2 separate regions of the Mus musculus genome follow, and region 2 is linked to region 1. Evidence: chromatin contacts called from ENCODE Hi-C or POLR2A ChIA-PET data. All regions are on one chromosome and are shown on one strand. Each heading gives the region's core, a stretch centred on a gene start or an enhancer-like site at or near the end of the contact. The rest is flanking DNA. Distances are from core to core; before and after follow the strand shown. Region 1 holds the start of Ak3 (adenylate kinase 3). Region 2 holds the start of Plgrkt (plasminogen receptor, C-terminal lysine transmembrane protein).

Region 1 (6,629 bases), core at 1,482-3,981:
GTAGCCTTCCTTCTCACTCCCTAGCTCATGCTGAGACAATGCGCACACACACAGATTTCTGGAACAGTATATTCATTTCCCAGGCCTTGCCATAACAAACAGCCTGGAATGTCGAGCTTAAAGGGAAGGGATGGTTTCTCTTATAGTTTGGGAAACTTTGAGCCAAATGCAAGGAATGAGCAGGGTCGGGAGTTCTCATCAGGTCTCTAAGAGAGAACAGTGCCTTGTCTTTCTCTAGGCATCTGGTGTTGTCACTGCTCTTTGGCATTCCTTGGCTTGCAGCCTTTTAGCTCCAGTCTCTGGCCTGTTACCACACACTATTGGTGTCTTCATATCACATCTGGTAAAGACGATGACTGATCACCCCAACATGATCTCCCTAACTATTCCTGGAACAGCTCTAAATAAGGTCACACACTGAGACCTAGTGCCAGCCACACCCCCACATTTTTAGGGAGACAGTTTAACCTATGCCACATACCTATAATCCCTGATCCACTCTGTCCATTCTAAGGACTTAAAATATTCTGGAGTTTAATGTGACAAAACAGTACTCCTTAGTGTCTCCTCAACAGGCATTTACTGACTGCCTACTACACACAGGGCACTCCTCTGAGCTTTCTTCAATACAAATGGACCTGTATAAACATTTGGCCATGGGTAGTTCAGGCACCCTTGCGAGATTAAAATTCAAATTAACTTTGTGTTCCACTATTATCAATAGTGTAACTTAAACAGGAAAACAAAACCTCACACAAATAAATACCTGTGTGTGTCGAAATGACTGCCCTGGGCCCAGTTGCCAAGAGACGTCCCAGTTTGGCAGCCTCTTACTCCTCTACAATCAACAGCTTTGAGCTCCCGTGGGCCTGTTAAAGTGACCACACACCCTGCTGCCTCCCACCCTAAGTCTCTAAGCACCTCAGTCTTACATACTCATGTTTGCTTCTGTCTTCTCTCCCCAGTAGAACGAACGCTAACTCCAAGAGAACAAGCAATGGATCTCTCTGTTCGGGTTTGTGTGTTTGCTTGTTGTAGTGTTGGGAGCGGGATTCTTAGCTGCTCCAAAATTGTTTGAACACCCCACCCCCATAATCGAAATTTTCAAGGCTGAAACCACAAATGTTCCCAACTGCGGAGATTGGAAATGCTTTTCTCCACCACCAGGTTTTCTGATTCTAGTGTTGCGTAACCTGCTCTTGCCCAGACCTTTCCATTCTTGCCTTCCTCCCTCCCTTCCTTCCTTTACCTCGGGGTACCCTCATGCTCTCCTCCTAATTCCACACACAGGCACGGACTGTGTAATTTACTTATTTACTAACTCCTTCTTGTGCAGCAATAACAACGGGAGAGCCACTCATTTGCTTTTTTAAGTACAGGGATGTCTGCCTCACCTTGCCACGGAGACCACGTCTTCTCTCTGAGCAAGCAAACCTACCTTGCTACCCTCTCCATCACCCCCGAAATAATTACTTGGAAACAGCAAGTAGTTCTGAACCAGTCATTTGGCAGCCTTTGAGGGGGCACACATGGTGTTTCCTTTAGAGACACTTTTCTGTTTTCCCGGTGCCCGGCACAAGGAAACCGTATCAGGCGGACAGTGGGCAACGTTTACGGAGCACTTTGTAGTTGGTCTTGTACAGGCAATCCACACACCGTTCTACTCCACACCAATCTCCTGCGTCCATTTTACAGATAAAATAAGACTCAATCGCTTCTCTTCTGCATCCGTTCGTACCTCACTCTCCCTCTCTGTACTTCAGTTTTCAGAGCCCACGCCAGGGCATCACTGCTCCCTCCCACACCTTCTGGTTAGTTGTTGTTTGGTTTTTCAAGACAGGGTTTCTCTGTGTAGCCCATGCTGTCCTGGAACTCGCTCTGTAGATCAGGCTGGCCAGGAATCCTGAGATCTGCCTGCCTCTACCTGGGTGCGGGGTTTAAAGACGTCTATCACTGCTGCCTGCTGGTTTGTTATTGTTTTTATTCACAGTACTGTTTCAAAAAGCCTTACTTCCACCCCTGGACAAACAAGCAAGAAAACAAACGGACAGCAGTAGAAACTCGGGTTTGTTCAGCATAGCATTCTCGGAGGCCTCTAAGTACAGTGGCACACAGTAGGCACTGGGTAGCTCTTCCTGAAATGAATGCATTTCTGAAGGAGCTAGTATGTTTGACCTCTGCGGAAGTTAACGGTGACAGCTACTTTTGGTTCTGAAAGTGGATTCAGGGAGATGAGACACATACTTCACTTGATGAAAGCTTCTGTGAGGAGGGTTCCAGGTCACCCCTGGAGGAGAAGGAAATGGGGTGAAAAGGCAGAGGGAAGAAGGTCAAGGGAGGATTGGTGTGAAAAGGTGGGGAACACCTGGTGAACCAGAGGGGCCGAGGGGACACAACACGGGGGCATGCTGCTTCCTGTTGGGTCTGAGCAGGACAGAACTTGGCTCTTAGAAAAGACTAAGGGTGAAAAAGGTGAACACAGAGGGGGGAAAAAAATGAAATCCAGGCACTCAGAGGTGCCAGCGGGAGACTAGAAGTAGAACGGGGTGCTCAGAGGTTGTCCACTGGGGAGAATGCAGACGGGCGCAGCCTGCAGGCTGGGACCAGGCAGCACAGGGCACGAGGGTCTGGGGATGCCAAGAGGCGCCGGGTGGAGCTCAAGGGAGTGGGGTGCAGGGGCGCGGAGGGGCGGTGCAGCAGCCGGCGGGGCGGCCCCGGTGGCCGTCGCTCACTTCCGGGAGAGCCGGGCGTCCTGGCCACCGCCCGCTTGCAGCTGCCAGCCCTCCAGGGCCGCGGAGCCTGTGAGCGCGCAGGCCAGGCCACAGACCAGCGTCTGCGCAGCTCGGACCACCGCCAGCCACCATGGGGGCGTCGGGGCGGCTGCTGCGCGCCGTGATCATGGGGGCCCCGGGCTCCGGCAAGGGCACCGTGTCGTCACGCATCACCAAACACTTCGAGCTGAAGCACCTCTCCAGCGGGGACCTGCTCCGCCAGAACATGCTGCAGGGCACAGGTGGGAGCTGAGACCGAGGGCTGGCGGCGTGCGATCGTCCCGGCGGGGCTTTGCGGGCCGGGGTCGAGGGTCCTGCGACGCGGGTGCAGCGCTCCCCGACCTCGCCTGGGGAAAGAGCCGTTGCGCCCCGAATCCTCTGGCCTCCGTGGGCAGCTTCGGGTAGATGGGGGAGGGGGAAGGAAAGGACTAGGAAGTTCAAAGACTGAAGGAAAGCCCTTGGCTTTGTTTTTAGAAGCTCATTCGACACAGCTGGCAGCTGCGGTGGGGGTCCAGCCGGGGGGAGCTGTGCCTGTCTCTCCACGTGTCCTTGTATGCAGAAGGCAGGCTTTGGCTCTGCCAGGGCTAGCTTCTTTTTTTTTTTTTTCCCTACACCCCCCCCTCCCGCCCATGGTAAGCTCCGTGGGATCTTGTAATTCTGACCTTTCTCTCTGCAAGGTCAAGTATTACTTATTTTCATTGCAGTCACAAAGTTGGCTTAGATTTTGATGCCCCCAGACATTTCTTAGTCACTAAAGTTGTCCTTGTAACAGTTACATAAACGATTGCTGTGTTTCTCCTTCCAAAGTCTTCTAACTCAGCACAAAAAATCTAGCCAACACTTTACAAAGGGTGGGTTTGTGGTAAGTTCTATTTTAAGAAAAGCATTTTTAAATTTATTTTTTGGGACAGTGTCATTCGATGTATTCAAGGATAACTTTAACTTAAGTTTGACATCCTCCTGTCTCAGCCTCCCTAGTGAGTGCTGGGATTCCAGGCGCCAGCCAACTAACAGCTGTAAACTATTTTTTAAAAGCTTGCACTAGATGTGTTTCTCCACAATAGTGTTGACCTTCAATTTCAAACTAGTGCCTATTTTGAAAATTCATTTGAAGCTTATTTACACAGAAATAATACCTGTTCAAGGTTTTAAAAAAAAGAAAGTAAAGGCCAGGGAGAGGAGGGAAGACAGAAATGTATAAAGTAAAAAGCAAAGTTTTCTCTTAGTCCCTACCTCAGCCCAGAACCTCGGAGAGAAACAGTCTATCTCCTTCTGGAAATGTCTTTGTGTAAAGCTCCTTCTTACAACCTCAGTGTATCAAGTTACCATCTACTTACTCCACATCAGTGTTTTCGCACACTGCATTCAGCCTGCCATCCCATATGGAGACGTTGTCCGGTTCCGCACTGCACTGCTTACCCTGTGTCTGCTGAATCTACCGCGATTTATTTACCTCTCCACTCCCTCCTGGCGGGTGTATAGCTAGTTTCTAGGAAAGGGTGTTTTTTGTTTGTTTAAAAGACACTGATATTCAAGTGTGTGCGTGGGGGTGGGGGTGTGTGAAAACCCACAGTTTTCAGTTTCTTTGGCTCGATCCTCTGCACCCCTCAAGCATGTTTTCGTTTTCTTCTAATGTCGACCTTAAGAAATAATAAAGGCTGCAGTTAATTAAAGTTTATCGAAAGGTTATTTGACTCTTGCTAAATGTTCTTAGTGCAACAGATTGCAATGCGAGTTACTGCAAACAGTCCCAAGTCCTGAAGACTTTGCTGCTATCCAAAGTACAGTAGAAGTCTTTAGGGGTGACCTGCATACCGACTCAGAGCTGGCCTGACTGTGGGTGGCAAAGAATGCTCATGGGTAGGAAAACACAGAACATTTGAAAAGAGTAAATGAAAGGGTATTTAAATACATTTCTGAAAAATGAAGAAACAATGTTTCTTGCTACACGTTAACCCCTGTTAAGCCTCAGGGTGCCCAGGACTGCATCTCTGAAACATGGACAGAGACTACAGAGACCAAGGAGCTGAACACACAAAGTTGTTCAGCCACCCACTCGGCAGTTTTAATGCTCAGTTCATTTTTATGACACAGAAAGACAAATACTTTCTTAATACAAACTTTGAAGATTCATTATTGGAAGTAGGTTTTTTGTTTTGTTTTGTTTTAACAGGGTCTCAGACAGTTGCTCTGGCTAGTCTTGAATTTGGAGTAATCCTCCTGACTCAGTTTCATCAGGGTTGGAATTGCGGATGCTCTGGCTCTGCTAGGAGAACTAAATAAAGTTCGTGAGAGAAGTCTTTGCAGTTCAGAGTTCAAGGTCCACACAGGCAGCTAGGTCTTTGTTCAGCTGGGAAAAGTTACAGATCTCAGAGGGAAGCCCCAGCCAGGTCCCTTGGGATGCTCACTCAGCTAGTTGATACTTGAAATCCTGCAGGTCCTGGGATGTCGGGGTCACTTGTTCTTCAAAGAAATAACAACAATCCCTTAGTAAGGGCAGAACACAAAGCTTGGGAGGCATCGTGAGATTGTTCCCACAGATGTTAATGGTTTATCAGGTAGAGTAGTCTTTACTAAGTGATGTCTGGCCGGTCCTGTGTAGGACTTTTGCAAATTTATATTGAGAATATAGCCTATATTCTCTCTATATATTGAGAATATATCCTCAATAAATATTTGTGAATGGATTAGATATTTCCCACAGAATCAAGCAAATGAGATGTAATCGTAAGCAAACCAAAACAAACCCGAAAACAAATTCTGAAAAAGTGCTTCATGTTTTCTGATACTAAATCGTAAGGAAGGAAGAAAGGAACAAAGTAACGAACGAATGAAGGAGAGAAGGGAGGAGGGATAGAGGGAAGAATACAGGAGAACTGACATCCTGCATAGACTGGCCTCACCTGGAGATCGTGGATTAACCCTTTGGTGTTCTCTTTCCCCTTTCTGTTAGTGCTTTGTATCCTCATGAGTTGTGAGCATGCTTATATATCATCTCAGATTTAATTTCACCAAGACTGAACAAGACATTTATATTTTGCCCGATATCGACTAATCCATTTTTTTCCAGTGCCAGAAACGGAATCTCAAGCTCTGTGCATGCGAATCAAGCACCGTACCTTGGATCCCTATTAGCTGGGGATTTATGTTCTTAACTGTTCTTTGCTATAATAAACAGTTCTGTGAATCCAAAGAGCTGGCAGCAACTTCGCTTATTTTCCTTTGAGTAAATTCCAGGGGTGGAATTTCTGGAAACTACCCATCATTTCGTAAGTGTTCTTTATAACCCTGACCATACCGTTTAGCATGTGTTCGGTGGCCATGGTGATAGCATCCATTCCTTCCAGCAGTAATCACGTCACTGTTTCCTACTTGGGTTTAAAATGCAAGATGTGAAACGGTGTTTGTTAAGATAAAAAGTCTATGTGAGAAACCAGTCATCTCAGAGGAGATGACAATGACTGGAAACACCAGTTGCCCTGGTGACAGCAGCTGACCCCGAGACTTTAGACCAATCAGGACGGAGCAGTCAGCCGGCTACAATCTGAGACTTAATCCTCTCATTCCTTTCATGAGAAAACTGAGTTCCACAGAGGTTGAAGAATTCCCGTAGTGATAAACAGCCTTTCTGTATTCACCTGACCCGGGCAGCACATATCCTGGAGTGGATGATACAGAGCCATTACTATGGGCCTAGACAAGGGTGCCCAAGGATTCAAATCCCTCTCATATACATAAAAACCAAAATGGAAATAAATTGCATTTTCTGAGGTACCAGGGTGGAAACCCAGGCCCCAAGAGTTAATTATGCATTTTCCCCCACAGATCAGGACTTCCAAAATTGAGGTTTATGATAGA
Region 2 (6,629 bases), core at 2,922-5,421, 310 kb before region 1:
AGAGAATGTGGCACTCTAAACAGCAACAATAAAATTGGAATAAGACCAGAGCCTCAGCTGAGATAGTCCCTCTTCCAAATGTCTTTTGAACCCCAATAATAGAATAAAGCAATTAAAGTTAGAGATAACATTAGTTGGCTGACTGAAAATAAAATATAGACTTTATATGTGGAAATTCAGTCTAAACATATGTGTGTGTATATACACGTGCACAGACAAAACATATTTCTAGTTAATAGGTTTGTGTTTGTTTGTTTGTTTGTTTGTTTTTGGTTTTTCGAGACAGGGTTTCTCTGTGTCCTGGAACTCTGTAGACCAGGCTGGCCTCGAACTCAGAAATCCGCCTGCCTCTGCCTCCCCAGTGCTGGGATTAAAGGTGTGCGCCACCACGCCTGGCCAAGCTTTATGATATGTTAGTATGGTTGTGACTATTCAGATCTGTAAAAAATTCACTTTAGAGACCCACTCCTTAGCTGAGTTCCCTTGGTTCCATAAGGATCTGAGAGGTGAGGATTAAGCCACACCCCCTTAGTAGTCTCTATGATATGTGAATTCCTTCTAAAGCTAGAAGAGGTGAGGTGGTTTGGTTTTGTTTGTTTTGTTAAAGCATTGCTTACAGTCTACATAAATTCTCCACAGAGAAGGCAAGGGGTGACTGAACCTGGTCTCTCTGAAGCTCTCCATGGGAACTGGGGCCTGCTGCTTTCGCTGATTTGCATATGAGTAATCTGAAGAGTCGCCCCACCCCCACTCCTCCACCTGTTTCTACTCCTCCGACATTTATTCTCCCATGAAGTTGTCCATGCCCCCTTAATGAAGTTTTGGTATCCTCCAGAAATAGAAAGTGAGGATGTGACTTTTATACACACACACATACATGTATACATGTATATATGTGTGTGTGTGTGTGTGTGTGTGTGTGTGTGTGTGTGTGTGTGTATAAAATCACCATCTCAAAAATACACATAAGCCAAAATAGCCTAGGCAAGGAGATAAGTATCCCTGAAAATGATATGAGTTTTTGTGATTTGGACAAAATGAATAGAGAAACGGTCAGACAAGAGAAAAACAGCGGCTAGCCAAGACTGAAGAGTGGAACAAATCTCTAATGTCATTTCTAATCTTGCTGTTTCCTGTTCATACCCCACCTGGCCTACTCATTTCAGGGAGATAAACCTCCTTGCTGCTCCCAGTCTGCTTAGCTGACGATGAAGACCAAGCAACCATCTCAAGGGTAAGGCACTACACAAAGTGATTCCGGAGATACCCAACCTGCAGGAGGGACAAACTGCAAAGGCTGAAGGGGAGCAAGCGTGGACAGTTCCTGCAGAGAATATTACTGTGCTGCAGTCTAGACTGAAAGGCTGGCTCTCATCACGTCTCAGAGGGCCTGGAGGGTTAAGGAGAAAGGTTGGTTCCCAGTGGTAATGCAAAGTCATTGGAGAGTGCCAGAAGCAAGGGTCAGGCTGCGTGGGTCTGGAGTTACAGTTAGTTGTAAGCTGCTAAGAATCAAACCTTGGTGCTTTGGGGTGCCCGTAACTGGATAAGCTCTCTACAGCCCTAGTTCTCAGAGCTCAGGGACTATTTTCTGAAGGGGAATGAGGAAGAGGAGGAGGAGGAAGAGGAAAAGATCACTCAGGGGAGGAGAACAGGCTGAGATTCACAGGTTGAGAGCAGGGTCATGTGCGTTGCATGGGTTGCAGGAGAAGGAAGTTAGCAAGCAGGTGCTTAGTCAATACTGACATCACAGCTGAAAAGCACCCTAAAGAGAAACAGCTACAAGTTTCCTGCTCATCAGCTGTGCGGTTATTTACATACAGCCTAGGAAGGCTAAAGCCCACACCCTCATCACTATTCCCCAGGGCTTCCCCAGTCAAGCTTCTCTTGGGATGCTATGAAATGCTTGGGCTGCGCCACATGAAGCTTCATCTGATTCAGGTTACACTCTGAGATGTACCGGCGGCCCCTGCTCGGAATAGTCTTCCTTGGCTACAGCATCATTTAAAAAAAAAAAAGCCTATCAAATTAATAAGATGAAATCACAGTAATGATTAAAAGTGTCAGTAATAGTAAAACGGGTGCATACACTAGGTTACCTAACTTGTATTATGAGTTGTGCTTCCTGGAGTCACCTCCACTTCAGGGCTGTGTAATTGGAGACATCTCGCTCAAGTAACTTGTGGAAGCTTACGTGTTCAGGAAAGGATACAAGTGGGAGTGAAACCCGGAACGATGCCCCAGTGTCTGCTACACAGCGGCCACACAGGTGGACTGTCAGGTGAGCGTCCTCATCCACTGCCATCAATCACAGTGTGTGGATTTTAAGGCCTTGACTTACTACTGTATGCCCCAGCCATTCTACCCCTACTACCCAAGACAACTGACAACATGCTCACAAAACTAGCAATGTTCTTCATACTAGACTAAATAGAATCATGCAAATGTCCATCGGTCTCAATGGACACACAAAATGCCTTATAGTCATACACTGGACTACTATTTAGTCCCAACAAGAAATGGAGCCATAATCCATGCTATAGTTTACCTGTTTAATTTTTCTTTCCATTTAACATGTATTTACTCTCTGTGTGCGCAAGTGCACACTCATACGTGGAACAGTTAGGGATGTCAGAAGACAGCTAACAATAATGGGTTCTTCCCTTCCACTATGTGGAGCCCAGAAATAGAACTGGGTCTCAGGGTGGTAAGCATGTTTACCCACTGAGCCATCTCACCAGCCCCTACTATAGCTTAGATACACACACACACACACACACACACACACACACACACACACTAGTGTTAAAGTAAAAGAAGTCAGCTCGGCATGGTGGTGCACGCCTTTAATCCCAGCACTTGGGAGACAGAGGCAGGCAAATTTCTGAGTTCGAGGCCAGCCTGGTCTACAGAGTGAGTTCCAGGACAGCCAGGGCTACACAGAGAAACCCTGTCTCAAACAACAACAGCATCAACAACAACAACAAAAAAAAAATAACAAAAACAAAAGAAGTCCGTTTCATTTATACGAACTATCTAGAATATGTAAGTCTTTGAAAAGGTAGAACATAGATTAAGATGGGGTCTCTAGGGTGACTGCATGTGACATTATCCATAAAGATAGGTTCTATAGATTGACTGAGAAAAACAGCTCATGATGAGGGAAGGATCTGGTGAGGTCTCGCACACACAGTGCAAATGTTAACCACTTCTGCTCCCAGTCTTCTGGGCGGAAAACACATTCTAAATCTTTCTCTTTGAAGCTACAACCCTGTGTGTTTAACATTCTTGGTTCCCACAGTGTTTATCTGAAGGTACAACGACCTCTGTTCCTCGTACAGGTTACAGAGCTGGGAACAGAACGGAGACAAGTTTAGTCTGCACGTATAGACACTACTTCCTACCTTAGGGATGGGCTACTTGTTTCTCTCCAAAAGCATTTACTCCTAGCAACACCCATCTCCTCCCACAAATAGAACTAAATAAAGATTCTGTTGCAATTTTCCCATCCAAGTAATGTTTGGAATGAGGGATCTAAAAGTCAGAATAAGGAACACTGGAACTAAAAACATCTATACAAGCCTGCGAGGCTAGATATGCCTGGAAGAGGCTAGATTGCCTTCTCTAAGGTGTGGAGCCAACACATGCTAATGCAGAGCCCTTCCTAAAGGTTGTGATTCACATACTATTTCCCCAACCGGTTACATAGTAAGTGCTAATGGGTCCAGTGTTTCCTAGTGAAGTTCGGAGTTGTACTATAGACAGACAATTCTGGTAGGAGTACGAAATATGGAAAACGCATAGGGAAATACGGAAATTCTGGTCACTGTCTGCTTTTGTTCCCTGGTTACCTTTAAGCGAGATTTGGTGATGGGTTTTGTTGTTGTTTTTGTTTTGTTTTTGAGGCACCGGACTCCGAGGACTTGAAACATTTCCACGCTGCTTCCTTGGGCCTTCCCTCAAAATCACGCACCTTACAAGACCATGCAGGTTGGAATTTGCGGTTCTGTCCCGCCCCGCCCACCTCCCGGCTCCAGGCGCCTGCACCGGAAGAACACCCCAGGCCTCCGCGGGCACCCGAGCGCTTAAGGGAGCCAAAGGCCACGCTGATTGGTTGAAGCTCGTGATCCACTGTCATAGCCAACCAATCCTGGGGCTCTGCCGAAGCAAGGTACTGTCCCTGCGCTGATCGCTCTGGAGCTCTGGCTAGAGGCCTCTGCTGCGGTCACCGTCCCCGCACCGTGTCGCGTGAGTGTTTCGGGTCACAGACACCTGGGAGGGAGGGGTCGGCTCCGTCGCACGGTCCCGCACAGCTGCAGCTCTGGCTGGGCAGGGAAGGCCAGGGCTCTGGGTTCTTGCTGATGCCTCCGAGGCTGACAGGTATTGCCAACCCAGTTCTGTGAGTGTGATCTCTCTGTACCATTGTCACCAAGTTGGGACAAGACTGCAGAGTGCAATGGACAGGAAAATGGAATTCCTTTAGGGAAATACCTATATGACGCTAAACTGGCTCAACAGAGCGAGAGTGGAAACAAAACAAAACACCCCCAGAGGTTATGTGCTTCCTGCTAGGGGACTTGGTTTGGAAGAGTTATTGAGAATGATAGTGATGTTGTGACTAGCCAAAAATTCTGGTACTAAATCAGGGAAGAAATCTGGATGACAGAAATCGTGTAGAATTTCTTTCCTTCTAAATGGAATCCAGGTTCCAAGGATGACCAGGGAAAGTCTGTCTGGGATCTGTACAATCAGGACACCCTTCCCAACACGCCTTTCCAGAGTAATTTGAATCATGGCCTCTTGGAACAGGAGACACGCCTGCCTCCCCATCCTCAACCCAAAACAAACAAACAAACAAAAATCCAGGAGCAGCCTGGACTCACATCTGTATCCTCCATCCTATAGGACATGGTGGTTGTCTGTGTTGCCTGTAATAAGTCAGTTTGGGGCCACGCTTACTTATCGCTGATAATATCGTGTCTCTGGGAGAGAGACATTTGGAGGTATTTGGGACATCCTAAGGAAAGAGTGCAACATGGCTTTGTTAGGTATGGTCAGAAGAGGTTGGAAACACTGTTCAAGGGTGAAGTTACAGGGTGTGGCATGCTCATTGGCAGGTGAGATCTCCAGAGGGACACTCCTGTTTGCCTTCTATATTTAACCGTGTACCTGAGATTTCCCCCGACACATCCAAAGTCCAAGTCCAAGAGAGCAAGGCCCAGAAGGAGGTAAGCCTAAATCCTAGCTAGCTTTTCAAAGTGTTTCTCTTCTCTTCTCTAGACGATTGACTGAAAGATTGTCCGACCACTTCAAGGGATGGAGAGCTAACCCCCTTAGGCCAAGGGACTGAGGGGAGAGTGTGTGTGTGTGTGTGTGTGTACTAGAAAACAGTCGGTTTCTTTGAAGATGTTTGAAGATGCTTGCAGCAGATGTAAAAATTCAACCGTCTGCTCCGACATGCAAAAGAAAACTAAAGGATGTTGAGCAGCCTGACAAGGTTGATCTTCTGTCAAGCATTCCTTATTTTGTGCAATTATTTGTGTGAAATAGAAGCCACAGAGACTATCATGATGGATGATAACACTTCTCCTGCAGGCTCAGCTGGAAATGACTCATGTGAGCTGCCAATACTTAGATAAGAGAGCAAACGGCTAGAGACCCCTCCACGATGAGTGCCCTCTGCCGCTGCTGGTAGGGTGCTAAGTGGGACAGTGAGAGTCAGGAGGAATCATGATGTCCCAGGGCTGTGGAAGGCTCTCTCTTCCTTCCTGGGAAGTAGTTCAGCCTCTGCTCAGCCTCGCAGCTGATTGGCTCAAGGGCTGCTTAATTCCAGGGTGCGATCTTCGTCTTTGTCAGAATACACGGAAATCATTGAAACCAGGCTGTCAGTTCATACTCCCCTGGAGCCCGACTAACAGGGTAACCATCCCAACTGATTCGAACTACCCCTGTTCTCCATGCTCATCTGCTAGGTTACTCTAAACCCAGGGATTTCCTTATGAGGAAAGCTGTGGAAATAACTGTTGTCCGGGATTTCCTCAGATTATACATAAATCCTGGCTGTGAAGCATTGAGACGGGCTGCTGTGGTGGAAAGGTATTTAACAGCCTAAGACAGCACTGAAGAGAGTGGAGATGTTGTGACACGCCCCCCCGCCCCCCCCCCCCGGGCCTTATGGTCTTCTGAAAAACCAATAACTAACCAAAGTGTTTCTCTGAACATACTCAGTTATATTTAGAACAAAGTTAGGAGTTCTTACCCATAGTTTATAGCCCTCTGGGGTAGCTGTTATACCTAAATAACAAGGCCATGCCTGATGTAGAGGGTGGCTCAAGTCAGTTTTTAAGGAAATGATGGTAAAAAAGGCGATATAGATCATAAGGGGAAAGAAAATCAAAATTTGAATTCATGTCCCAGGCTAGTAAAACAAAACAGCCATTCTATTTTTTAATTTTACTGTAAAATTCAATGAACTATATTGAGCATATTATTATAAAAAAAAAGGTCTGTACTTCTTCAGGCTAACCTAAGTGTTTCTGAGAACAGTAACATCGGCTAAGATAAACCACAATGTTCGGTGTATATTCGGTGTAATAAATGCAGTTTTCTCTCAATGGTATTTCCAACTTGCA

What was found. Hi-C counts contacts between places; a loop is a spot of excess contacts on that map. ChIA-PET counts read pairs that join two places held with the same protein, here RNA polymerase II (POLR2A).
Region 2: a map of CH12F3 shows a loop between it and region 1 (2.6-fold over the local background). The contact joins the promoter of Plgrkt here to the promoter of Ak3 in region 1. A Hi-C loop is called at or near these places in 2 of 37 maps with a recorded cell type or tissue (CH12F3 and T-helper 1 cell). POLR2A ChIA-PET finds 5 or more read pairs at or near these places in 2 of 5 experiments (Patski and embryonic stem cell).

Annotation. Positions count from the first base shown.
Region 1 is chr19:29,044,063-29,050,691 of GRCm38, reverse strand. Ak3 (adenylate kinase 3) reads left to right here and starts at 2,731. Exons shown (of 5, transcript NM_021299.2): 1 at 2,731-3,013. The coding sequence starts at 2,863. 1700018L02Rik (RIKEN cDNA 1700018L02 gene) reads right to left here and starts at 3,209. Exons shown (of 1, transcript NR_028360.1): 1 at 1,963-3,209.
Region 2 is chr19:29,359,413-29,366,041 of GRCm38, reverse strand. Plgrkt (plasminogen receptor, C-terminal lysine transmembrane protein) reads left to right here and starts at 4,171. Exons shown (of 6, transcript NM_026362.2): 1 at 4,171-4,245; 2 at 5,115-5,225. It also overlaps a transcript of Cd274 not described here.